2 separate regions of the Mus musculus genome follow, and region 1 is linked to region 2. A link is a loop called in an ENCODE intact Hi-C map of the cell type or tissue named here. Cell type or tissue: heart. All regions are shown on one strand. Links, peaks and the distances in the headings refer to the core of each region. The heading gives the core; the rest is flanking DNA. Region 1 holds the start of Gm24208 (a long non-coding RNA gene). Region 2 overlaps Gm35298 (a long non-coding RNA gene).

Region 1 (12,611 bases), core at 2,769-10,768, 64 kb before region 2:
GACTGTGGGCTTAGACATCCTGTTCAGCTGAGCTGCCTTTCAGAGAGTAGCTGCATCTTTAGGAGATTTATGAAGATTGCTTAGGCAACCCTCACCCCTTGCACCCTCCCTTTCCCCTTTCATGTGCGCCTCTAGTCGTCCCTGGAGACTGAGCTGAAATTCAGTGTGAATCCTGTACTGGGTGCGTGTTCCTAATCTGTCAGTCGCCTCGAGATAAGTTTGGGAGCCCTTTTGGTGGATGAGACTGAGAAAGGTCACCTAGTTCACCCTTCACCCACTTGCCCTCTTTCTACCTAAACTACCCCCCCCCCCCCCAACAGATGGAATGTGGCTCTGCTCGCAGGGACCTCCAGGGAAGATGTCTCTGGCCTCTCCCTGGGAAGCCCTCATCAACTCTTAATCAGAATGTTTAGGACCCGTGGGAGAGCTCCCGAGGAGTCCCGCTTATCAAGGTGGGATTTATTTATTTACTGTCCAAATCATTTCACATCAGATTAGCTTGTTGCTCTCTGTGCTCACTAGCTGAGAGCCGAAGTGACAGATCACCCCGTTGCTTATTTAACCAACCATAAACAAGACTTGAAAGAAAGCGAGTTTGCTACACATAACTCATCTTTTGAGAATCTGACATGCATCAAGTTGATGGCAAACTTCTGCTCATTATCTGAAGACACTTTTTCTGCTCCCCCTCCCTTTCCTGTTCCCAAAGGGAGCCACTGACCTCAGAAAACTCAATAGTTTTATACACCAAGAATGGAAGAAGAGCAGATACAAGCCAGAAGGTCGTTTCTATCCCAAACGGCCTGGACTGTTAAAAATTCCTTTCCCATCTCCATGAGCTTGGTGACTAGGAGAAGGCTCACTGGATTCTGTGGTCCTCACTCTACACAGCTTGACTAAACCTTCAACTGTTTTCAATAGAATTTGAACTGCAATAGAATTGTCATGATGGAATTCTAATATCTTTGTGTGTTTTGTTTTTTTCATGCTAGGGTTTCTCTGTATAACCCTGGCTTTCCTGGGACTTGCTCTGTAAGTCGGACTGCTCTTGAACTCAGAGATTTGCCTGCCTTCTGCCTCCAGAATGCTGGGATTAAAAGTGTGTGCCACCGCTTCAGAATTCTAATATCGAAATAAATTATTTCTGTGATGTACATAGAGGAGAGCCATGTCCCACAGTTCATAGAACGATTTCATTTGAAGCACACTGATTCCTTCTTCATTGGCCCCTCCAAAGGTCTCCACCAATGAGGGAGTAAAGCAAGGTTGCTGACGTGTCCCAAGCCAAAGCCTAGGTTGGATATTACTTCATTAAACATCATCACAGGAAGTTGGAAAGGTGACTCGGCATGTCAATTGTTTGCTATGCAAGCACGAGGACCAGAGTTTGGTCCTCAGCACCCACATAAAATGCCAGGTGGGCATGGCAGCCTGCCTATAGTCTTAGTACCTGGGATACAGAATCTAGGTCAAAGTGAGAGACCCTGTCACAGTGCATAGAAGGTTTAGAGAGTTGAAGAAGACACCAGATGTCAACCTATGACCGCCACACATGTACACACATGTACATTCTCAGGCACATTTCCTACCTACTTGAGCTCTCACCCATGTAAAACACACACACACACACCACAGCCTTACTGTGATGTACCTTGTAATTGAGGGCTTAGAGAGTATCTATCTCTGTGTCGCTTGAACACAGTGATGAAGAACTTGCACTTGAGTCTTAAGCTCACCTTTATTGGTATCAGAGGCTTTTTATACTACCTGGTCTATATTTTACAGTGCAGAGGAAATGACTGGTAGCTGAGATGACATATAGTAGCCAGCGGTATAGGCAGGTGTGTGTGTGATGTCTCACATACAAGAAATTGAAGGATTAAAGAAAAAACAAAAACTTAGTTAGGTTGGACTATACAGAGAGGAACGACCCCGAAAACAAACAATAAGACTTTCATGGTAGAGAATAAAGGGCAGAGTAGGAAATGAAGGGACAGCTGTTTTCCTTATAGTCAATTCTTGGGGTGCTCTGCTCATGAAAAGACACATACACGCGCACACTCACACACACACAGAGCAAGAGAGAGAGAGAGAGAGAGAGAGAGAGAGAACCATTGCAACGGGCAACTCACACTGTTTTCAAGAACTAGCAAACACTATGGTAATGTTGAAGAGAGATAAGCCCTTCTGGCTGAGAACAAATGAGTTGTCCCCCTCCACACTTACCCCAGTGTCTTGAGGGTGTGAGGTGGGAAGCCCTTTGTTTTAGGGGCCCCGGAGCTCATGTGCCATGTCAGGTTATTTAGAGAAGGCCACTTAAGACTTTCCTGAGAAAGCTTTCAGAGCTTCTGGAGGCTCTGGAAGTGCACACCACTTCCTGTATAATGTCCACCAAGTGGGGTGATGGCAAAAAGATAGACTGCGCATTTCATAGTCTGAAGGATCAGCTTTCAAATCCCAGGCTTCCATATTTGGAAAACCAAGCTTCCCTTGGTCTTTATATTTGTCTGCAAGAGGAAGAGAATATTTCCAACATTGAGACAGAACGATGAGAATTAGAGTTTTATAAGGGGAAAAAATGTATTCCTATTCCTTGATTTTCCACCAACTGCAATAGGAGATAGGTTGGGCACCATTATTTTTTAAATAGACATTGCCCTGTGACTCAGAATTTCCAATCCTAAGTAAATCCCTCCCCCCAACTGCAAACGGGTATTCAAAAACACCACGGAAGGATGTCCACAGTAGCACTGTTTGTAGTAACCAAAGAGGAGACAATCCAGATACCCAACAAGTTGAAGACTATATAACAAAATATGATCTAATCTTATAATGGAATACTACTCAGCTGTGACAAAGAGTTCGGGAAATATGGACATAACCATAACTTGAATGAAATGAAAACTGCTTAGTGAATATTGAAGGCACAAAAGATCCCACGTGTCTGGAATAATTGGACCCACAGAAGAGGAGGCGGGTGAGAGGTGGTGATGGAGGAGTGGCTGGGAGGGGAGAGGAACCGAGACTTTCGGCTTCGTGGAGGAGTGTGTTTCCACGGGGTCATGGAACTGTGCTGAAGTAGAGGTCAGTGAGCACAAACGTACAGATACACTGAACTGCACTAGGGTGAAATGGTGATTTCATATTTCACATACTTGACAACAAAAATACACAAGGAATTAGAGTCAAGAAGATTCTACGTTGCAATGCGAGCAGAACCCTTCCTCTGCTTGGGCACAGAGCAGTAAGGAGAAGTGTTTCCTCATACCAGCTCTGAGCAGCAACCTGCACTCCCAAGGCCGGGAACACACAGCCTGTGTATGCCCTTGACTACCTGTAGGGTCTCCACAGTACTAGACAAAGGCCCTTTCTTTCTCTATGGGCAGGGGCACAGTGAATGCATAAACATGGGCAGGAAGGCAGGCCGCTTGAAAGCTTCCAAAAGGCCCTTTCTGACAAGTGAAAAATGTTGGTGACTTGAAGTCACAGGGCCAGGCTTTTAACAACCCTGCGCGTATTTATTTAACCCAGTAAATACGTTTATTAGCAAGGCCGCCTTTGTAGAGCAGGTAATGCATTTCCCATATGGTTCTGCTTTTTAGACCCGGCCACGACGGCTCACACCTAGCTCCCCTTCCGCCTCTGAGGTTAGGACCTTGGTGTGTTACCACTTCACTGCCTTGGCCCCTGTGTGTGTATAATTACAGTCTTTCCCAGAGAGGAGGAAATCCCCGGGCCTTGGCCTTAACTAGCCCCGGCATTGCACTACCAAAGGGCACGTCTCGGAGGGGGGAAGAGAGAGCTAATAAAGCCTTCACGTTATTAACTTTTTCCTTCTGAAAAGAATCCTGAAAAATACCATCGCTCCACATTAAAGGCTGTGTGTGAGAGCCGCCACCGCCTAATGAGTCGCTTGGACCCTAGGCCACATGCAAGAGCTTTGGAGGCCCCTTTTAACTAACCTTGATGTTGTGCCAGCCCTGGGGGAGTGTGGGCAAGGCCTGAGGGAGGTTACAGCCACCCCCCACTCGGAGTTAAGGTTTGCACCTGACAGAGGGGAACTGGCCCAGGTTGGTAGGGCACCTCCCAGGATGATATAGAGGTAGATAGATAGTCACAGAAATCATGCAGAGACATATGCCAAGCACCAAGTGTCTTCTTGGTATATAATGAGCCAGAGTCGGGGTCTGGGATTCCCACAGCTGAAGCTTCCAAAGTGAACTGAGGTGTAGCCTCCCTCAGCCTTGAAGCAGGCTGATTCAGATTTTGCCACCACTGAAAATTAAATCACCTGGGGTGTAGCCTTCCGATTTAGATGGCTCTATTGTTATGTCAACTACCGCTGCTATTCTCCGAGACTTTCCAGAGACACATCCTATCCTGCATGTTGCCTACAGGCTGGCTCCAGGCACCAAGAATGGATTGGCAGGGGATGGGCCTCCCCCCCTTTATAAGCACAGACTCTTAGTAAACTTTGGGGCCTTGATCAGAGAAAAATTTGTCTTGGCCTCATTCTTTTCTCACGGGCTAGTCTCTTTCAGCTCCAGCCTGCCTTTCAGGAGTACCCGGTTCATGTAAGTCGCCGGGGGCTTACAGTTACACTGAGGTATAAGCAAAGATAACAGTAAATAGAGCCTCCCGTGCTCGATACAACTTCCGAATTGCCCTGCCCATAGGCCAATGGAAGCATTTCTCTAGCTATGATGTGTTGATGTTTTAGGAAAGGCTGTAATTTCTTGCGCTGGCATTCTGGAAGTCCAGTGGTTATGATAATATGTTGTGGAGCAGTAGACAGACACCTGCCAGCCCATAAGAGATGACACCTAGGTTTTGTACCGAAGAAAGGTCTTGAGGGTGTCCTTGTCTTAGGTTGGGTGGCCCTCTGTGCTCATGCGCCCTGGGAATTAGCAAGAGGATCCTCGGGGATAAGCAGGGCTCAGAAAGCAACTTCCTTTGACCCCTCTCTTCAACCCTGCTCAGAAAGAGACCAAGGGCCAAGTTCCAAGTTTAGACGAGGAAGTATTCTTTACAGAATCCAAATCTGGCTTCCTGGTACAGTGATGTGATCCTTCCTCTGTCTTCTGTTAGATGATTGTACAGGAAGCATGTGGGAACCCACAGAGATCTCATCAGTCCCGTTCTCTCTAAACTCATATCTCCCCTCATCTGTGCAGGCAAACCTTCAGGGTCTTTTTGCCCTCCCAACCTTTCATAGCAAACCCATGCCTTCTCCAGAGGTCCCTATTGTACAACTTTGTTTATAGTTGTGCATACTGGGCACCAACAATTCCTGGGTGGAGGTGAGAGTGCTGGAATAGACTGGGAAGCGAATGAATCTGCAACTCATTGGAAAGCCGAAGTATATACAGTCCAATGAGTGTAGGCACGAGAAGAGCAAGCCTCAGGGAGGATGGGATGGCTGCTATTCAGTTCGCCTTTGCTGTATCTGAAGCACATTGGCATGCTTTGTCTTATTTGCCTCTCATTGTGGGAAGGGGCAAGCACTGTGAACCACAAGTGGGTAAAATGAAACTCCTACAGAATCTGCCAATGCCAGGCATGATGGAGGCAGAGCTAAGCTGGGGTTGTCATGAACTTGTTGGTTAATGGCTTTGTCCCTAGACTCCAGACACTTGTCCTGAAGGTAAGAGATTCAAGCTCTGCTCTTCTGGCTCTGACCCATCACACGTGTCTATGCAATACTGCTTGGGGCTGCTCTTGGCATTCCTCTGCAGATAAGCTGACTGGGCTAGCTGGCTGTTTGTAGTCAAGATACTTACTACATTCATTCATTCATTCATTCATTCATTCATTCAGCAAATACTGATTGGGTGGCTGAATGCTGCAATGAGCAAGACACACAAAGAATCCCTTACAATGCTGTGTGCTCACAAAAACATGTGGCTTAGTGCAGTATTCACCAATGGATGGACTTCTGCCTGTCCATTCTCTGGGGGCTTTGGGGAGAAAGCCGTACTGTCTTCTTCCCAGAGAGCAGCAGAGGAAGCCGAATCCATCCCTGAGCAGTTTCAGCCCCTGGAGAATGCAAGATAGACATGGGAAACTTTCCTGTGTGCCCCTCAGCTTGCATTTCCTGGGTCAGGGCTGGTTGGCTGTTGTCACGCTTGGGCTGGTGACAATGGACGCCACAGCAAAGCACTTCTAGCAGCAGGAGCTTGTCTAGGTGAATGATTTTCCCGGTGACATTGTTGTTTCCCGGACCAGGCACCCACTGTATGTTGTTTATTTACAGCGTAGCTAAAGGGAGTGCCAGTTGCTTCACTCGGACACGGGGGTGGGGTGGATTGAGGAGTCACAGTAATCATTTGGTTAAAATGCCCATATCAACCTCTGAGTAGTGCTGGCCATATGGTAGGCAGAAGGAAAAAAATTGTACCTAATTTTATGTTTGTTACTTTTGGGGGTGGAGGGCTCAGATTCCAAGCCTGTAAGGTACATGTCTTTGCCTGCAAAAGACCCACAGGTCTGCCAAGGCCCGTCATAGTTTCCAGGAGGTACTTTACTGGTTAAGAGAGAGGATATAAAAGCTTGGTGGTCATGGTCTGAACTTTCTCCCACTCCCGAAAAAACCTCCAATCTTCATTAGGCTGGACCAGCCGCTGCCTCCTGCTGGAAGCCTTTTCAGACATTTTAAGGGGAGAAATAGGCCAGTGGTGAAGGCTTCCAGGCTTCAGGTCTCTGAGGCAGCAACTGTGTGTGTATTTGTCTGTCAATGACTGCGCGCTGGGGCCCTTGAAGTTGGAGAGAAGAGATGAATTTGTGGGTATAGCAGACTAGAAAGGGCACACAATATATTCTTAGAAAGAAAACAAACAAACAAACAAACAAACTGCCAAAGACAAATGTTAGGAAAGACTCTTTCCCCCCGGGAAGTTCGCTGTTGCCAAGATCTGACCACTTCAGGAGTAAGAGAAGACAACTCTTTTGAATCATTAAGGGTCTTCGGGTCAGCTTTCAGATGATCTCAGGGGAGGGTGTGTAGCCTTGTGTCATGTCTCACAAGACAACCTAGCGGCCCCACAGCATGCTAAATGCTGAGGTGGAGGTGGGTGTTTGGCTTTTGGGCACTGGAGAGGAGACCCACTCAGGATTTGGGGTGTGCTAGGCAAGGGCTCTGCCACTGAATATCTGCCCAGATAGCCGCCTGCTGGGAAACAGTGTGTCCTGGCCGGCATATGTGAGCTGCTTTGAAAGCTGGTGTGAATTCCTTGTAGGAAAAGATGGAGAAGGCCACCCTGTGCTTAAGGAATAGACTTATGCATAAACACAAACTTGGCAGTTGGGAACCTAAGAGGACTGAGGGATGATAAGAAGACATGGATGGAGAACTGGGAGGAAAGAGATAAGTAGGAGGGGCCCCACAGGAGCGGCTCTGCTGTTGGGGATCTTATCTGGTACAGGGCATATAATAACATGTGTGCTTCCGAAACCCAAGAGCCACTTCCACTTCCATTGTCAATCTGATGTGGTAAGTAGGGCAGTCTCTTCTGTTGACCACAAAGATGGGAACATTAGTGAGTGGTGGGCAGATGCAATCGTGTCCACACGTGACAGAAGCTGACACAGCTGGCGGAGTGAGGCTTGCTCTGCACTGCTTCTCCTGTGCGGTCTGCAGCCAGCCAGCCAGCCACAGAGGCTCTTCAGCAGCCCTCCTCCTCCTTAGAAACTGTCTGTCTTTATTCGAGCCGGCAAGTCTAGGGTATTCGTGTGGTGTGTGTGTGTGTGTGTGTGTGTGTGTGTGTGTGTGTGTGTGCTGGAAAGCCCTGCTTTTGTCCAGCACAGGCTGCTCACAGCTTTCAGCAGAGGATTACTTAGAATAACAAGTTAATGACTGTCCTTGGGTTAGCTTGGCTTGCTGAGAGAAGCAGGCCTGCTCAGGGTTCATTTTACTAGACTCTAATCAGGGTGGGAGCAAATTCCAATCCAGAAGGAAAGAGAGAGAGAGAGAGAGAGAGAGAGAGAGAGAGAGAGAGAGAGAGAGAGGGAGAGGGAGAGAGAGAGAGAGAGAGAGAGAGTTGGAGTTTTTATTCTGTCCAAGCAGCATTAGAAGCATCATGTGGAAGCTTAACAAGCTAGAGGCAGCAAGGAGGTCTACTAAGCAGTGCTGGGCTGCAGACCTACCCAGGTACAGGAGGATTGTGCTGTCTGCTATGTTGTGGAGGGTCAGATGATCTGCCCTGCCCTTTAGGAAACAGTTGGGAGTATAAAGGAAAACATGGAAAGGGAGATGGGGGTAGAATGGGGGAGGGGAAAGTGGGGATAAAGGGGCAAAGGAGACTGAACAGAGGTGCCCACTCTCCTCAGTCCCCACCCAGAGCATCGGCACCCTTGAGCTTGAAGGTGTCTATGCTTATTTATCCGTTCACTCAGTAAACACTGGTGTCTTAAATCCACTACAGTCCACGGGGAGGGGGGGGGCATCAAATGGAACAAAGCCTCTAGGCAAACCGTGAGCTCTCAAGGATAACAGCTGCTATGCTATATATCCAAATAGATAATAGATAACCATATATATATATATATATATATATAAAGAAATATATCCTTAGTTTAGAAAAGCCTCAAGATCTGGAGGAGACTGAGTCAGCTGGTATTCTAAGGACTCTGAAGTAACACAGCTAGACTGGGAGGGACAGAGGGGGAGAGGGGAAAAGATGTCTACAGGGAAGGTAAAGTGACTGGGCTGCCTATGCCATTATTTATGTACTCTGTGTGTGTGTGTGTATGGTCTTTGTGTATGTGTGTGTATATGGGCATGGGTGCCTGTGGAATCAGTAGAAGCCACAGGACAACCACAAACATCCTCAGATACACTGTCCATCTTTTTCATCAATTTCAAAGGAAATTGTGATTATTTATTTGTGTGTGTATATGCATACAGGTATGTGGGGAAGTCAGGGGACAACCACTTGTAAGAGTTGGCCCTCTTTCAACCATGTGGGGCCTGGGAATTGAACTCATGTCATCAGGCTTGGAGGCAAGCACCTTTGCCCACTGTACCAACGCTCCCCCACCACACCTCTTTTTGAGACAGTCTCTTATTGGCCATTGAGTAGTATAGCCTGGCTGAGCAGCAAGCTTCAGGGATTCACTTGTCTCTGCTTCCCAGGTGACTGCAGGGACAAACTACCACACCTGTCATTTAATGCGGGCACTGGGGGATCAAGCTGGAGGCTTGAACTCAGGTCCCCATGTTTTCAAGGCAAGCAGTTTATTGACTGAACTCTCTCTCCAGCCCCATTTGTATACTTTTGACAGGCCAGTTGTAGAACTAGCTTAGAGTGGGGTATCATTAACATAAATCACACTATAGATATTTAACAGAAAATAAGTTTGGATGGAGCAAGGACCCATGATACCACGGTCCAGTCACTGCAACAGAGACATTCAAAACACGCTGAACTTCACTCATGGTCCTTCAAACCTTTTGGGTTGTTCTTATGTTGTAAGGACACTTACCACAAATGCACCACAGAAACAAATTTTAGAAGTTGATACGCTAATGGACACCTGTAATCCCAAGACTCAAAAACCCAAGGCAGGAGGATTTTGAGTTTTAGGACATAGCAAATCCAGGCCAGCCTCAGCTACAGAGTGACCCTGTCTCAAAAAGCCAAGAGCAAAACTCTCCAACACTTTCGGTGTTCAATAGTGTATTGTTAAATATAAATACATGCTACACAGTGGATCTACACATGTTATTTAGGCAGCATGTTTGGAAGGTCAGATCATTAATCACTTCCTTTTTCTCTGACCCTCTGTCCAGGAAAGCCCCCATCACACCATTTGTACTTAAGCATGCTACTTTTTTTTCTTTTGCCCAAGCTAGCCTCAAACTGGATACTTGGCCAAGGACGACTTTGAACTTTTGATCTGCCTGCCTCTACTTCCCAGGTTCTGTGTATGTTCCCATGCCTAATTTATTGCAGTGTTATGGATCAAACCCAGGGCTTTGACTATGCTGGGCAAGTCCTCTATCTACATTTCCAGCTTGTACAGCTGTTTCAGGTCCCTCCCAGATGTGGAAATCCACAGTTTGCCCTTCGCTGGATGGCTTATCTCAGTTAATATAATATCTTCCTGGTTCATCCATGTCTTTGACTATTTCAGGATTTCCTTTATTTTTATGGCTGAAGAATCTCCATACACAAACACACACACACACACACACACACACACACACACACACACACACACACACTACACAGTAATGAAAATTTAGGTTGTTTCCACATTTGTGCTATTGTGAACAGTATCTCAATGAACATAGGAGTGCATATATCTCTTTGGGATTCTGATTTCAATTATTTTGGATAGAGACCAAGAAGTGGGATTAATTTGTAAGTAGCATTTACACTGTTCCCCACAGCTGCTGTGACATTTGCATTCCTAGCAAGTGTGCACAAGAATTTCAGTACCACTACATCTCCAACACCTGTTTGTTTGTTTTTTTTTAATCTATTAAAATGATAGCCAACCTAATAAGTGTGAGCTGATCTCTCATTGGGGGTTGGATATTTACTTCCCTGGCACCCACTCTTTTCATGTACCTGTTGGCTATTCCTTTGTCTTCTTTGGAAATGTTAGGCAGCTTGTATTTTGTAAGTAAGAACTCAAGTGACAGAGTGGGGACCGAAGCCCAACCCAGCTGGCCCTTGCCCTAGCTCTCATCTTCATAAGGAAGGGCCATGGAGCCAGAAGAGGAGCTGAGGAGGCCAGGACCTCTCAGGAGCAGTCGGAAGTGTGGCCTGGAAGGCCCTGCGGGGGAGTTTGCCAAGGGACAGAGTAGGAAGTGGGGATTTCCAGTCTGCACTGGAAAGGAAGAGTTTAACTCAAGGATGGACTGGGGCAGTCCCCTGAGTCCTAAACTTCCTCCCTAACCCCGCAGGAACTCCTGGCTCTGCAACCGGAAGTTCCTGAGGGAGGAAAGTCAGGAATTGTCTGCCAAGAGTTGTGGACAGGAAGTGAAAAGACACAGGTACGGCTAACAATCATGTAAACATATGATGTTATGCTGTCCTTGGTCAGCCTTGAGTCAGTCTGTCTCTCTCCCTCTCTCCCCTCTCCCCCCTACCCCCTCTCTCCCCCTCTCCTCCCCTCTCCCTCTCCCCTCTCCCCTCTCACCTCTCACCTCTCACCTCTCACCTCTCTCCTGGAACTTGGTGTGTAGACCAGGCTGCCCTGGAACACATAGAGATCCACCTGCTTCTGCTTCCTCAGTTCTGGGATGATGTGAGCCATCACCCCAGGCCTCAAACTTCAGTTCTGAAAGAGTCACTAACTGGGAGGCACTTAGCACTGATTGAATTCTGCGGTCCTACAAGGCCCTCATGCCATCTGGTCTTGATGCTTGAATTATACCATCTCTTTCTCTTGCTGCTTGTGTGAGATTTGGCTGCTTAGCAACCCCAAGCCTCAGTTGCTTCCTTCATTCCAAAGCAACCTGGCATGGATTACGACACAGTTTCCTAGATTCTTGCCTTAGTCAATATTTTTTTTGCTAAGTCAGTATTCTGTGTAAGCTCTGCTGGAGCTACAGAGTCTGAGGAGTTCATGAGATGATAGATAACAGGCCTTTAACCAGTCACATTTCCCAGAGCCTTAGACATGACTGAGCCTGCTGCAGGCTACAGACTCCTGCGATGCAGCTGCAGGTCAGAGAAGGCTCTGGAAGAAATTGTTAGCAGTACTACCAGGTGTTCTCTGATTTTGGTCTCTGGGTCAGCAGAACAAGTCAAAAAGACAAGGGTTCAAGTTCTCTGTTTCCTGGGAGAGGCCTGGGGTGACTCCCAGCCTTCTCTGAGTCTCAGGGTCATTATTACAATATGAACATAATAATGACCACCCTGTGGAAAGTGAGGGAGATCTTGTATATATAAAGTCAGTGGAACAGAGCCCCGGAGTGTAAGTACTACTTAACATCAATCCCCATACCAAAGTGACAGCTAAAGGCAGGGAAAAAAACCATACACACATCTAAGAAAATTCCTTTAGGGAAAGAGAGAGAGAGAGAGAGAGAGAGAGAGAGAGAGAGAGAGAGAGAGAGAGAGAGAGAGAAAAGAGACAGGAGCATTGGAGAGGAAGAAAGGAATTAGTGCTGTCAGCGGCAGGTCAGTTTGTCTTAAAACCTTTCAAATTGTGGAAAGGGCTGAGAAATGTGTTTCCTGGGGCAGGAGGGAGTGGGCTGAGGGGGTTGTGCACCTCTGGGATTGCCTGTGCAGGCAACTGCTCAGTGTGTGGAGCATTCCAGAGGTGTGGGCCTAATGCCAGGGAAGCCTCAAAGAGAGGTGAGCCTGTGGCCACCAAGCAGGCAGGGTGAGGCCAGAAACGGACAGATGGGAAGTACACAGGCCCAGATATAGGCTGCAGAGTAGGTGAGCCCTGGGCCATTCTGCTAAGTGAGAGAAGCCAGGTTCCCAGAACACAGAGTGAGGGATCCCCTTGATAGGAAATTTCAGAACAGGAGAATTCAGGACAAGAAGTAGATGAGTGCTTGTCCAGGGGTGGGGATAGAGAGGCCTTCTAGTAAATATTCAGGCCCTTTGGGGCTGACAAGGTGGGAAGTTTCACTACAGGGAGAGCTGTGTGTG
Region 2 (12,611 bases), core at 1,851-9,850:
ACACTCAACATAGCCTGTGCAAGTGAGGATACATGGGCACTGCTGGCTGCTCTACAGCTCATTTCTTGGGACCACAAGCTGCAGGGCCTGGACTCTGCTCTCTGCGTTGAACACCCAAGTGGAGAAAGCACTCGCACAGATGCCCTCTCCCCATGCCTGCGTACTTGTTCCTCCTCCACTGAGGAGCACAGAAAAATTTTGTGAGTGCTCCCATACACAGACAGCCTTGACAATGACACAGAAAACAGACCTCCTCCCTCCTAGCTCCATCTCAATGTCCTCCCTATCTTACGGATGTTCTCAAGGCTTCTTCTCACTTTTCTCTCTTCAAACCACTTTCCTTGAGACTGGAGAGATGGCTCAGTGGTCAGGAATATGGGCAGCACTTCCAGAAAACGTGGGCTCAATTCCTAGCACCCACATGGCAGCTCACAACTATCTGTGACCCCAATTCTAGGGGCATCCGACACCCTCACACAGACATAGCAAATTTATTAAAACAAAACAAAACAAAACAAAACACTGTCCAGCAATAGCTTCATTTCAGAGGCTTTCTGGTTAGAGACAGTGACTTGCCCAAAGGTGTCTATCCCTTAAGGGGGTCACTAAAGTCTCCAAGAGGATAAAGGAGTGGCTTAGAACTCATACAGTGTGAAAAGCAACTTCTGCTTTGGAAGGCACACCTCCTGTCCTTAAATCTAATGCTAAGTGCTAATTTTGTATGACAGGAAATGCAGGCCAAGAGAGGAGATGCCACCCACCAGAAGGGTGGCACAAAGGCCAGAGTTGAAGATTTGTGATCTTACTTGATATTTATTAAGTTCTCATTTTGGGGGGGGGGGTTCGAGACAAGGTTTCTTTGTATAGCCCTGGCTGTCCTGGAACTCACTCTGTAGAACAGGCTGGCCTTGAACTCAGAAATCTGCCTGTCTCTGCCTCCTGAGTGCTGGGATTAAAGGTGTGTGCCACCATGCCCGGCTTAGTACTCACCTTTTGTGAGACATTCTGCTTATAGGTCTGTAGAAATGCTCCCATTTCACAGATAAGAAAACTGAGGCACAAGGAAGCTTAGTAGCTGCCCATGCACAGGACACAGGTGCACAGGGCAGCCAGGAGACTGAGTGCCCTTGGCTTACCGAAAACACCCACCTGCTCATGGCTCTTTTACTCTTCCCTTGTTATAGAGCTCCAGAATTCCTCTGAATAAAAATGGTGGCCTTTGATCTGCTCTGTTTCATTCCCTTCAGGGATGCCATATCAGTCAGTGACGGTTCTATGGTGTGAGCAGCCTCCCAAGGCCCCTCTCCGAGCTTTCTGCCTCCACGAGGGGTGGGGTAGTGGGGAGGGGGGGAAGGGCATCGTAGCCTGGCCCCTCTCCAAAGCCCACATCCTCTCAAGGTCTCCAGACCAGAGCCTTTCCCTGTTTAGCCAGGACAGACTTGAGGGGTGGCCCAGCGCAGGCCTGACAATGGTCTAAAATTACCCAGCTGAAGGCTGCGTGCCCTCCACCCTTCCTGCGTTCCTCCTTGAAGCCAGGCGGCCCGGGGGCCTTTGTGGATCCTGGTAATTTATGTCTAAGGCTGTGCTCCCAGCCATTTGGCTGCCTAGGGGACAGAGGTGTGGCAGCCGCCAAGGAACCGCAGTCTGTCTGTCTAAGAGCCCCCACCCCATCTTGGAGGCTTTCCCCCACCCCCTACCCAGCAGAGCTTCTTCATCTGAGCAACAAGGCACTCACTGCACCTCTGTGTTCCCTCTCCTTGGTCCACCACTTGGCTCACTCCCATTTATCCTACAAGGTTCAGTCTGATGCCACCTCTTCCAGGAAGCCTTCTTGCACGGCTTCCTCTTGCATCAGTTCCAGCTGAATGCTGTCCCTTACCATATCATTGGTCACACTACCCACCAGCAGTCTACTCATGAATCTCTCTTCTAGAAAAGGGACTATCTCGCTTTCCATTCTGCTCCTAATTCCTGCCTCAGTGCCCAACGCACAGGACGTGCTCGATAAGTGTTTGCTGAATGATTTTCAGCACAGATGTAAAGAGCAAAGGGTAAGAGCTATATTTTCCTTACAGTTCTGCATCTATGATATCCATGCACATAAGAAAATTATAGAGTCCAATTTCTGGAAAGAAACTGAGACAAGAATATCTTTTGAAGCACATTGCTTTAGGGCTTGCTATGCCTCTGTTGTTTCTGATGATGTCTAAACTTTCTGAATGGTGGCCCTGAAGAACAGGCCTTTAGGTTATCACTAGTTGGCCTTGGAGAGCTCTTTATTTCACAAAGTATGAAACAGAGGCTCAGAGAGAGTCAGAGAGTGGCTAATGACCAGGCAGCCAGGAAGTGTCAGCTTTGACAGTGCCTTCCTACATAATTAAACTTTTGTGAGTATGGAAGACACAGGTATCCTGACAAGGATACATCATTGGGATTAAATACCCTGACAGGCAGAAGGGAGGGGTGCCAAGGGCAGCCTGGAGTCTGACACACCAACCATGCTCAAACCGTAGGGTTCTTACAGACTGAGCCAATCTCCTCAGCCCATCGTGTTCTTTTTAACTTTCTACCTCTCAGTTAACATGTGCATTTTCTTATAGTTACAGGGCGTGGTTTCATGAGATCCGAGGTGCATACATATAATGTGTGATGATCAAGTCAGGGCAATTAGCATTTTGAGTCCCTCCAACCCTCCTCCTCCTGAGTGTCAGGGATGCCCCGCTCTTATAGAGTGAGGGCTGTGTCAGTCTCTCAAGTCTCACATTGTACTCAGTGCTAGCCTGTCTTCACCCTTCTCATCATCCCACAAACCTCCTTTAGCAAGGTTATGATTTCCAGAAAGTCTACAGCTTGGCAGAGAGCTCAGTAATAGCCCTCTGCCCCACCCCCTGCTTTTGCCCCACCCCCACCCTCCGTGTGTCCTGCTTGGCCACCTTCCTGCCCCTCTAGGCTGTCTGTCCTTTCAACCATCTGTCCGGCCTTGGGCCTTGGCAGGTCGAGGCAGAGCCTGAGAGGAGTGATGGATGCTCTGAGGGATTAGCATGAGACTCTTCCGGAGGCTGGCGGTGCCAGGAGCAAGAGCATTCCAGAAAGGCCTGAGCTGATGGATGCCTTGGAGGGAGGAGATGCTTTGGGGAGAGAAGCACAGTGGAGTTTGGGAGGGGGATTCCTTACATTCCTAGGGCTGGGGGCCAGGGCCTTCCTATGATGGACAGACAGCTGAGAGAGAAGCCCCGCAGGCTGGGACTAGATGAGACTCCATCTGCATCCCCTACCCCCTTCACCGGAATGTTATCTCTCTTCTAATCGCTCCCAGGCAAGGGAAAAAGAGGTAAAACCCAAGCAACCTCCGCTTTGTGTCTCAGTGTGGGGCACAAGCTGGGGGTGTGGTAAGGAAGAGCAGAGAGCTGGAGCTCCCCCCCCCCATCCCACCCACATGCATTGCTGATGACACTCACAGTGTGAAGCAATGGCATACCTGCCACTCCTCAGCTGTGAAGGTGCGTGTGATGTCTCCTCTCCCCTGCCTTTATTGTGTGGCTATAGACACCTTAGACTGCATCATTTATAAGCAAAGCCAAGACTGGTGTTCGCAGTTCCTACTCCTGTATTTTTCGTTCAGCATTCTCTCCCTCAGGTATTTCTCTGCTTTGGCCTGTTTCCCAGCCTGTGGAAACAAGAGTTTTGGATCCAGTGGTTTTTAAAGACCTGTCTTGGACTTGTCTTGGACTTCCAAGAGCTCCAGTGACCAGTTCTGGGGAGGAGGCTAACAAATAGGTATGAACTGAAGAAAGAGTCGTGGTATGGAATCTGTCCAAAGAGGTCCATGAGAAACCTTGAAGATGGGGGTCCGAAGTCTTACCTCACAAAAACCCTAGCTCTTAGACAAGCAGACAAGTGCCATGCTTACGTTGGTTCCTAGCAGACAGCTTCATGACTTTGTGAAAAGTAGCTCGGCCTCTATGAGCCTCTGATTTCCTAACTACAAACAGGGTCATAAGAGTGACCCTCCTGGCATAAGATCAGAAAAGGTTCTCTGGCAGGAGCTCCCAAGTCTGACTGTCTTCCAACTGAGGCTTTATTCCATTATCAGCCCTCACAGCTCTCTCTGGAAGATTCCAACAAGGGAGCCATAGCCCTGGCAGTTCCCAAGTCTGCAAAGCTCTTTGTGAGACCTTGTTTCAAGCAAGGTGCAATGTGAGGACTGCCCTCCAACACTGCCCTCTGATCTCAACACACATGGCAAAGAGGACACAACGATCAGAGCCCCGAGGTCTCTTCTACCCTCACGGAGGCCCTGATAACTAGATCCAAGTCAAGATAGTGGCCTCAGTCCTCACTGCACCCTCCTGACTGTTCTCCGAAGCAGGCACTTCAACCTGATTTGCAGATCTATAAACCGAGGCACGGAAGAATAGACTCACTCGCAGTCACTCAGTTAGCACAAGGCATGAGTGGGATTGTTGCCATGCAGCTATGAGTTTGTCTCTGCTGATATCCTACCCCAGACATTGGAGAAGCTAGAGCTGTTGGCTTGCAGATACACCATGATTTCCTTAAAGGGAATGAACAGCCTCTAAAATTGTAATACTTACCGATCCAGGCTCAGTTGGTAGAATACTTACCTAGCATGTACAAAGCCCTGGGTTCATTCCCAGTATTACATAAAGCAGGTATGGTAGTGCACACAGGACATGGGGGCAGGAGGATCATAAGTGCTGTGTCATTCTCTGATAAAATGGTGTCATGAAACCCTATCCCAAAAGCAAAGCAAAATAAGCTCTGATATTCATTATCACTCTCAGATTCTACGCTGGTTGGTTTTATTTAATCTTGACACAAGCTAGAATTATCTCAAAGGAGGAAATCTCAATTGAGAAAAATGCCTCATAAGATCCAGCTGTAGGGTATTTTTTAAACTAGTGATTGATGAGGGAGGGCCCTCCTTGGGCAGGTGGTCCTGGGTTCTATAAGAAAGCAGGTTGAGCAAACCAGTAAACAGCACCCCTCCATGGCCTCTTCCGCAGCTCCTACCTCCTGGTTCCTGCTCTGTTTGAGTTCCTGTCCTGACTCCTGACTCCCTGTGGTGATTAGTTGAAGTGTAAGCCAAACCCTGTCCTCCCCAAGCTGCTTTTTGGTCCTGGTGGTTCATCACAGCAATAGAAACCCAGACTAAGACAGGAACTCATTCACAATCTCTGTGCTGGTGGCTCCCGGGGACAATGTCCTTCAGGGGCAGGCAGAGACAAACAACCTGATTTCATTTGCAATCATGCCTGGAAGCTGAATTGGGGAGATCCATAAATATTCACGTACATTGGGATGTTGGTGCCCATTTGGACTCTGTCTTCTCCTGGCCCCCTAGTGCCTGCCATCTAACAGTATTTATTATGCCTTTGAGATTCAGAAAGCCCAAGTTAGATTGCTTCTATTAGTCTCCAGCCAGGAAGCTTGGGGCTGCATCTACTGAGGAGAAAAACCTTTCACAATTATCTGGAAAAACCCAAAGCGATTCCTGGCGTTGACCCTATCAGAACTTCCTGAGGCCGTGCAAAGCAGCAGAAGGCCAGATCGGTGCTGTCCCCATGACTTCATCTCCTTTGTGATCCTCCTTTTCTTTTTCTGGTCAAATCAAACAAAAACAAAACACCTGCCAACATTAGTTCTATATTAGGAGGAATAATGGTAAGGGAATCTAAGATTAGCCTAGTGTTGATCAGGATCCCTCGCCAAATAGATGATTCAGTTTCCAATTTCACATGTCACACTCTGCAGAGGTCAACAGCCAACAAAGAGGCAGCCCAAGCGAGAACGCTGGGAGGCTGTGAGATGATGTAATGGTGTTAAGACATCAACTAGGCTGACGAGCGGTCCTAGCTCTGCTCCTCACCCAATCCTCTTCCTTAACATCCTTAATGATTTGCCCCCTCTCAGCCTCAGTTTCTCCAAATAAAAAGTGGTCCTGGAAGCAATGATTGAAGCAGCTGTGTCAGCAATTTAGTGAGCTCATCTCTGCCCCTGTCACTAGGGGTGCAAACCTGCTAACATGTCTGTTAGTTTACAGACATGCCAAGGACACTATGAGGTAGTGGCACCTTTGCATACAAGCAGATTTGGGCTTGAAGTCCAGCTCTATAAATAGTCCCAGTGCAATTTGACACACTTTTCTTGACTTCTTAGAGATTTGGTGCCTCCTGCTCTTTATTGGGAGGTGGAAATGACAAATGCTAAGTAAGGCATTCTTTCATTTAAATACTTGAGACTCGATCCTGGCAATGGCTCTGTGGGCACTTGTATACTCATATGTACTTGTATCTTTAAGAGGTACCTGGACTTTTGCCTTTGGATGATGTGAAAGCTGGATCTCAGAGACTAGGGCATCTGTGCAACGTCCTGGGCTTTTCATTGCAAGCATGGGTGTGAAGAATGCTGTGAAATAGAGACCCTTGAATTTCTCTGGATTCTTCTTGGCAAGTATGTAGAAGAGAGTATGTGTGAATACATTTATGGTAAGGCAAAGGCTTTCAGAGGTATACCTTAGCCATGTTGAGTGTCATTTCAGTAGTGTGGCTCTGCTTCATTTTGCTAGAGGTGTAGGCATGCTATGGCTGGCCAGAGCCCTAGGGCTTCGTGAAAGACAGTGGATGAAACACCCTGTGAGTTACTTTCTCTGTACTTCCTGGAGCCATTAAATTAGCAACTTTTTCTATATACAAACTGTAGACCTATATTTAAGGACCATCAGTTGGAAGAGGCAAAGGTGGTATAGAACTGTGTGTGAAGTAGGCATCTCTGGTCACTCTGCGAATTAGCTGCAAATGACTAATGTTAAAGAAAGCATTCCTTCATTTAAACATTTGAGACTTGACCCAGGCTACAGCTATGTGAGCACTTAGGTGCTCATATGTAGGATACCTACATAGCTTCACATGACCCTCCTGGTATAACAGGGGTGTGATTTGGTAATATTCCCTGGAAAGTTGTAGCTCAACTGATGGAAACTTACTGTTGTTCCTATCTCATCCTTTTACACGAACTCCAATCATCCCGATCCTCAGGTTCCTCCTTGGTGTGCCTGCCTGCAAGTGTCAGTGCCTGCCTCTCTGGTCTACCCGTAGTTCATGCAATTCTCACACATGCATAGGGCCAACACACTGACAATTCAGAAGTCTACTTGGCCAGTGGGGCAGTTCGCATTGCACTGGATTTTATCAGCACTCGGATCATCTGAAGCTCTTGGCCAGAGCACAGCCATTATCCTGGAGAGAACCAGAATGCACACAAACAGCAACCAAACCAAGTCCATGTGCGCATCCCAGCTTTGCATGGAGCAGATAAGAACCAACTTCACACAATCTTGGCAGAGTTTGGTGGCATGGAGTTGTTCATGAAATAGACATCTCTGGTTTAGACAGGCTGGGTATCTGACTTCTTCAGGAATTCCTAACTCCTTTCCTGGTAGGTGAGAAGAGAGAGCAGCTCTGAAGTCACTGGCAACACACTGAGGAACTAAAACACAGTAGCTGGGAGAGGGGACAGGAGCAAAAGCCAACCATTAACTGCAGAGCACACTGTGGAGGCAGCCAGCCTACCTGGCGCCATAGTCACTGAACTTCATGGACTTTGTTAAAGAAGTCAGGAAGGTGTCTAATCCATCTTCTATTGCAAGGCAAGGAGTTAAAAATAGAAGAGCTGGTCTCTTCAGATGGAGAGTGAAAGAGATTTAAAAAAAATAAGACTAATCCGTGTTTGTGAAACAGTTAGCTCACCTCGATCAGCAGAGGGCAGGAAGCAGCTGTAAGGAAGAGATCCTCAACCCTCAGGAGAGGGGCAGGGGGAGGGGATTATGGTATTAAAGTTTCTGTTGCCTTCTTCTCAAAAGACCTAGAACAGCTTTAAAACAAACAACAACAAGAAAAAGACAATCTGTCTTGAAGAAGATTTTTAAAAAAAAAAAAAAAAAGAATAATAGACCTGCACTGTTTGGTTTATAACTTTTGAAGTGTAATAGTAAACAAATGAGTGTCATTTCTGAAGTCTAAGGATGTCATCAGACCCCTTTCTAAATCTCCATTTTATTAATCCACACAAGATGGACAATGCAATCACCTTCATCAAAGGCTCCAGTGAGTGTTACACGAGATGCTGACGACAGTGTTCAGGGCTCTTGTTGTCTATGACTGTCTATGAACCTGAAGGAAAACAAAATCAGTGTTAGGAACACTGACTGCTGCTCAGGCACACTAGGGAATGTGAGCTCCACTTGATCAGAAGTAAGGGTTGCTCTGAATTACCCGCCCTCAGAAAAAGGGAACTGGTTACCTCTTATGGGACCCACTGATAATGGAGCAAGCCTCTATGTATTCCCTGGAGCAGCAAGCTGTCCCATATTCCCTATACCTAGGTAAGTAGCATGAGTTTCTTACCTTGGCGAGTCACTGACAATAGTTTAAGGGATGGGATCCTGGGCTTGCCAGGCTTTTTGTTTCTGTCACCCTGGAAGTCCCTAGGCCTGTCATGTAGCAGGCAAAGTTGTGAGCTTCAGGAGGAAGGGCTCATGTCTCCTTGCGTTGCACTCACAGGAGGTAGTCAAACAGACCACTGTAGGATGTAACACAATGAATCTCAGTCTGCCAGCTCATTTCCCTGGCACAAAAAGCTGAGTTGATCATGTGTCCCAAGAGGTCATGAGATCTACTGAAAGCCTCCAGCAGGGTATCCAGTGTGAAAGGTGTTGGGGAACTGTCAACTCAGACACTGAGTGTGAAGGGGGAAAGATCATATGCATGATCGACATCTCTATGTCATAGAGAGTCACCATCAGCCTCTAGGGCATGGACCTGTCAAACCTGGTGTTCACAGGTCCTGTCCTCAAATCCTTGTTAGGTTAACCTGCCCAGACTTCTGCCCTGGGGTCATGTTGAGGGGGAAACCCCTCTTTCCCTTTGTTAGTTAGCTTTGAGAACGTATAGGCAGGAGAAGGGACATGATGTGAGCAGGTTATATGGTCCATGAGTATGCATTGTGAACAAGTTGGCCCTGTATCTCCAGGCTCCTAAACCCACTCTACTACCCTGAGCTAGCACTCGGCCCACTGATCATCCCACCCCTCTGTCTCTCAGTGCCAAGAGCACATTAACTGAGGCACTTTATTTCCGGATATGCAGTGGAGGGAGTACCCACAAGATACCTTCCAAAGAAAATATTTTGACTCTCTAGCAGCAAAATACAATAACCATCCTCGTCATTTCTGAAGCTCTGGCATCGACTCAACACATTCTTACTTAGAACAATGTAACAGGCTGACTTCTGTTTGGGCCCCTACATTCTTTTGTCCTTTCCAGCAAAGTGTGAAATATGCATTTCCTGGCACTAGGACAACAGCCTCTGAGAATAAGAAATAATAACGATCATGAACCAGAGGCAGGTGATGTAATTCCAGCCCCTCTGGGTCCTGGGACAGCATGACAAGCATGATCAAAAGTAAGCAGTTCTAGACAAGTGCCTAGTTTCAATGAGTTGGCCTCATTTCCTGCAATCGAGAATGGTGTGATTTGAAAAACCACTTATTGCCAACCCTACACAGACTTCATTACTTCTTGATTATATCATCTTGGTTTTGGTCACATGACCTCTAAACCCCATTTTTTTTTTATACACAGAAGCATAAAACATGGATAAATAGTGCAAAGGAGAGAGTAGCAATTGGAGAAGTCAGAGAACAGGTTTGAAAAAATGAACGAGCTAGGTTAACCTTCCAAGAAGAGATACACACACTATGTCTCTAACGATGAAGGGTGGTAGGCGCACAGGTGCAAGGGTTACCTTGTGCAAAGCCTAGAGAAATTATTGAGCAGAGGAAGCCCTCCACAATGACTCTGCAAACATAGCCTGAGAGCAGGGTGTGGTACAGCGCAATGGTTCTCTCTCTGACTCAACTGCTTGTCTACAATGCCATCACCCCCACTTATCTAAACCACCTTAGCAACAAGGTCCCCATAGACAGACAGCCACCTGTAACAGTACCTGCAGTCTGTCTTAGCCCCTTTCCTGTATGTGTTTGTTTCCTGGGATGCTGTAACAAGCGACCACAAAATGGAGTGGAGGGTATTCTTTTGTTTCTATGATAAAAAATCATGACTAAAAGCAATTTCATGAAGTATTATTTTGGCTTATGGTTCCATAGGGAAAGGTGTCTATAATGATAATAGAAGCAGGAACAGAGGGACAAAGACAGGACGTGTGGTGAGGATAGAAACTTCAAAGCTAAGCCGGGTGTGGTGGCACACGCCTTTTAATCCCAGCACTCAGGAGGCAGGGGCAGGCGGATTTCTGAGTTCGAGGCCAGCCTGGTCTACAAAGTGAGTTCCAGGATAGCCAGAGCTATACAGAGAAACCCTGTCTCGAAAAAAAAGAAAGAAAGAAACTTCAAAGCTTACCTCAGTGATGTACTTTTTCCAGTAAGTCTCCACCTCCTTAAAGGCCCCATAACCTTCCCCAAAACTAGGGACTGAGTGTTCAAATATATGAGCCTGTGACAGACAGTTCTAAGTTAAACAACCACAGCAAGCTAAAACAAAAGAAATTTGGAACTAGAGAGATGAGTCATGTTGTCTAATGCTTACCATGTATGTGTGAGGAGCTGAATTTGATTTCCACAATGCACATAGAAAATTGTGTGGTAGTACACACTGTGCCCTGGATCCTGAACACAGGATTGATGTTGGCTTTTCATGGTTTCACTCTTGCCTTGGAATCTTTCCTTAATCTTTAATGGTTCTTTGAGAATGGATGTTTATTCTGCACTACTGTGTATTAGAAGTACACAACTTACTTACTTTGAGACAGTCTCATATTGCCCAGGCTGCCCTGTGACTCTATGTATTCCACACTGTCTTTAATTTAGGTCCGACTCCTCCTGGTTCCACCTCCCAGATGCTAGTACTACAGGTTTTGTGTGCAAACTTTTCTCGGGGAGATACAACACGCATATCTACTCACTCCGGTAGGTGTCCCACAGCAGACTAAGGTATAGACACCACCAAAGTCCAATTGAGTGAACGAATGGCTTTGTACTGGCTGGTTTTGGGTGTCAACTTGACACAGGCTGGAGTTATCACGGAGAAAGGAGCTTCAGTTGAGGAAATGCCTCCACAAGATCCAGCTGTAAGGCAGTTTCTCAATTAGTGATCAAGGGGGAAAGGCCCCTTGTGGGTGGGACCATCTCTGGGCTGGTAGTCTTGGGTTCTATAAGAAAGCAGGCTGAGCAAGCCAAGGAAAGCAAGCCAGTAAAGAACATCCCTCCATGGCCTCTGCATCAGCTCCTGCTTTCTGACCTGCTTGAGTCCTGACTTCCTTTGGTGATGAACAGCAATGTGGAAGTGTAAGCTGAATAAACCCTTTCCTCCCCAACTGCTTCTTGGTCATGATGTTTGTGCAGGAATAGAAACCCTGACTAAGACAGGCTTTTATTGAGGTTTCTGACATAAGTATGGGTGACGGGTTTCTTATAGGAGCAGAAGTCAACAGGTTGGAGAGTGTCCTTTCAAGGTGCCTCAATTGGTCCAAACACCTCCCAGGTAACTCAGTTGGTTTCTGCTTCTTCCACACAGCTGGTCTGGTTTCAGGGTCTTCTTTGAAGCTCAGCTTGTCTGAACATCTTAGCAGCTTAGCTTTGCCTACTCTGGCAGGGAAGTACTTAGTGAATTGGCTCAGTTTCAGGGACTTCCTGAAGCAGTTTTGAGTTATTTACCTTTCTGTGTAAAGAGCTCTCCTGTAGGATGAGATGTCTCCATCTTGGAGAAAGTTTATACACAAGAGGCATGTGTGACTCTTTTCATTTGCTCCGTGCTAACGGTTTGTGTCTCAGAATAGACTAGACTTATAAAGAATTGTTGGAAGTTAAGAATATGTGGACTCTTGCATTATGGGATGGTATTTTGCTTGTTTTTTTAAAATATTTTTTATTACGTATTTTCCTCTATTACATTTCCAATGCTATCCCAAAAGTCCCCCATACCCTCCCCCCCACTCCCCTGCCCACCCATTCCCACTTTTTGGCCCTGGCGTTCCCCTGTACTGGGGCATATAAAGTTTGTGTGTCCAATGGGCCTCTCTTTCCAGTGATGGCCAAATAGGCCATCTTTTGATACATATGCAGCTAGAGTCAAGAGCTCCGGGGTACTGGTTAGTTCATAATGTTGTTGCACCTACAGGGTTGCAGATCTCTTTAGCTCCTTGTATACTTTCTCTAGCTCCTCCATTGGGGGCCCTGTGCTCCATCCAATAGCTGACTGTGAGCATCCACTTATGTGTTTGCTAGGCCCTGGCCTAGTCTCACAAGAGACAGCTATATCAGGGTCCTTTCAGCAAACGCTTGATAGTGTATGTAATGGTGTCATCGTTTGGAGGCTAATTATGGGATGGATCCCTGGATATGGCAGTCTCTAGATGGTCCATCCTTTTATCTCAGCTCCAAACTTTGTCTCTGTAACTCCTTCCATGGGTGATTGTTTCCAATTCTAAGAAGGAGCAAAGTGTCCCCACTTTGGTCTTTGTTCTTCTTCAGTTCCATGTGTTTTGCAAATTGTATCTTATATCTCGGGTATACT

What was found. Peaks named below come from ENCODE experiments on the same cell type or tissue, not always from the same donor. Only the 100,000 strongest peaks of a DNase experiment are listed, where the experiment ranks them.
Region 1: it touches region 2 in a loop (2.3-fold over the local background); 3 of 42 quality-filtered maps call a loop at or near these places.

The regions. Positions count from the first base shown.
Region 1 is chr12:13,176,010-13,188,620 of GRCm38, reverse strand. It overlaps Gm24208 (a long non-coding RNA gene), which reads left to right and starts at 7,408. Exons shown (of 3, transcript XR_381282.4): 1 at 7,408-7,489. In heart, for the core only: no CTCF peak of the experiment used is centred there; no DNase peak of the experiment used is centred there; H3K4me3 peaks cover 811 bases; H3K27ac peaks cover 4,153 bases.
Region 2 is chr12:13,111,287-13,123,897 of GRCm38, reverse strand. Gm35298 (a long non-coding RNA gene) reads right to left here. Exons shown (of 5, transcript XR_381278.2): 3 at 8,110-8,192; 4 at 7,770-7,893; 5 at 7,163-7,455. Among named protein-coding and RNA genes, the nearest start is that of Gm35350, 15 kb to the right of the region's middle. In heart, for the core only: a CTCF peak has its summit at 5,115; a DNase peak (open chromatin) is centred at 5,687; H3K27ac peaks cover 2,693 bases.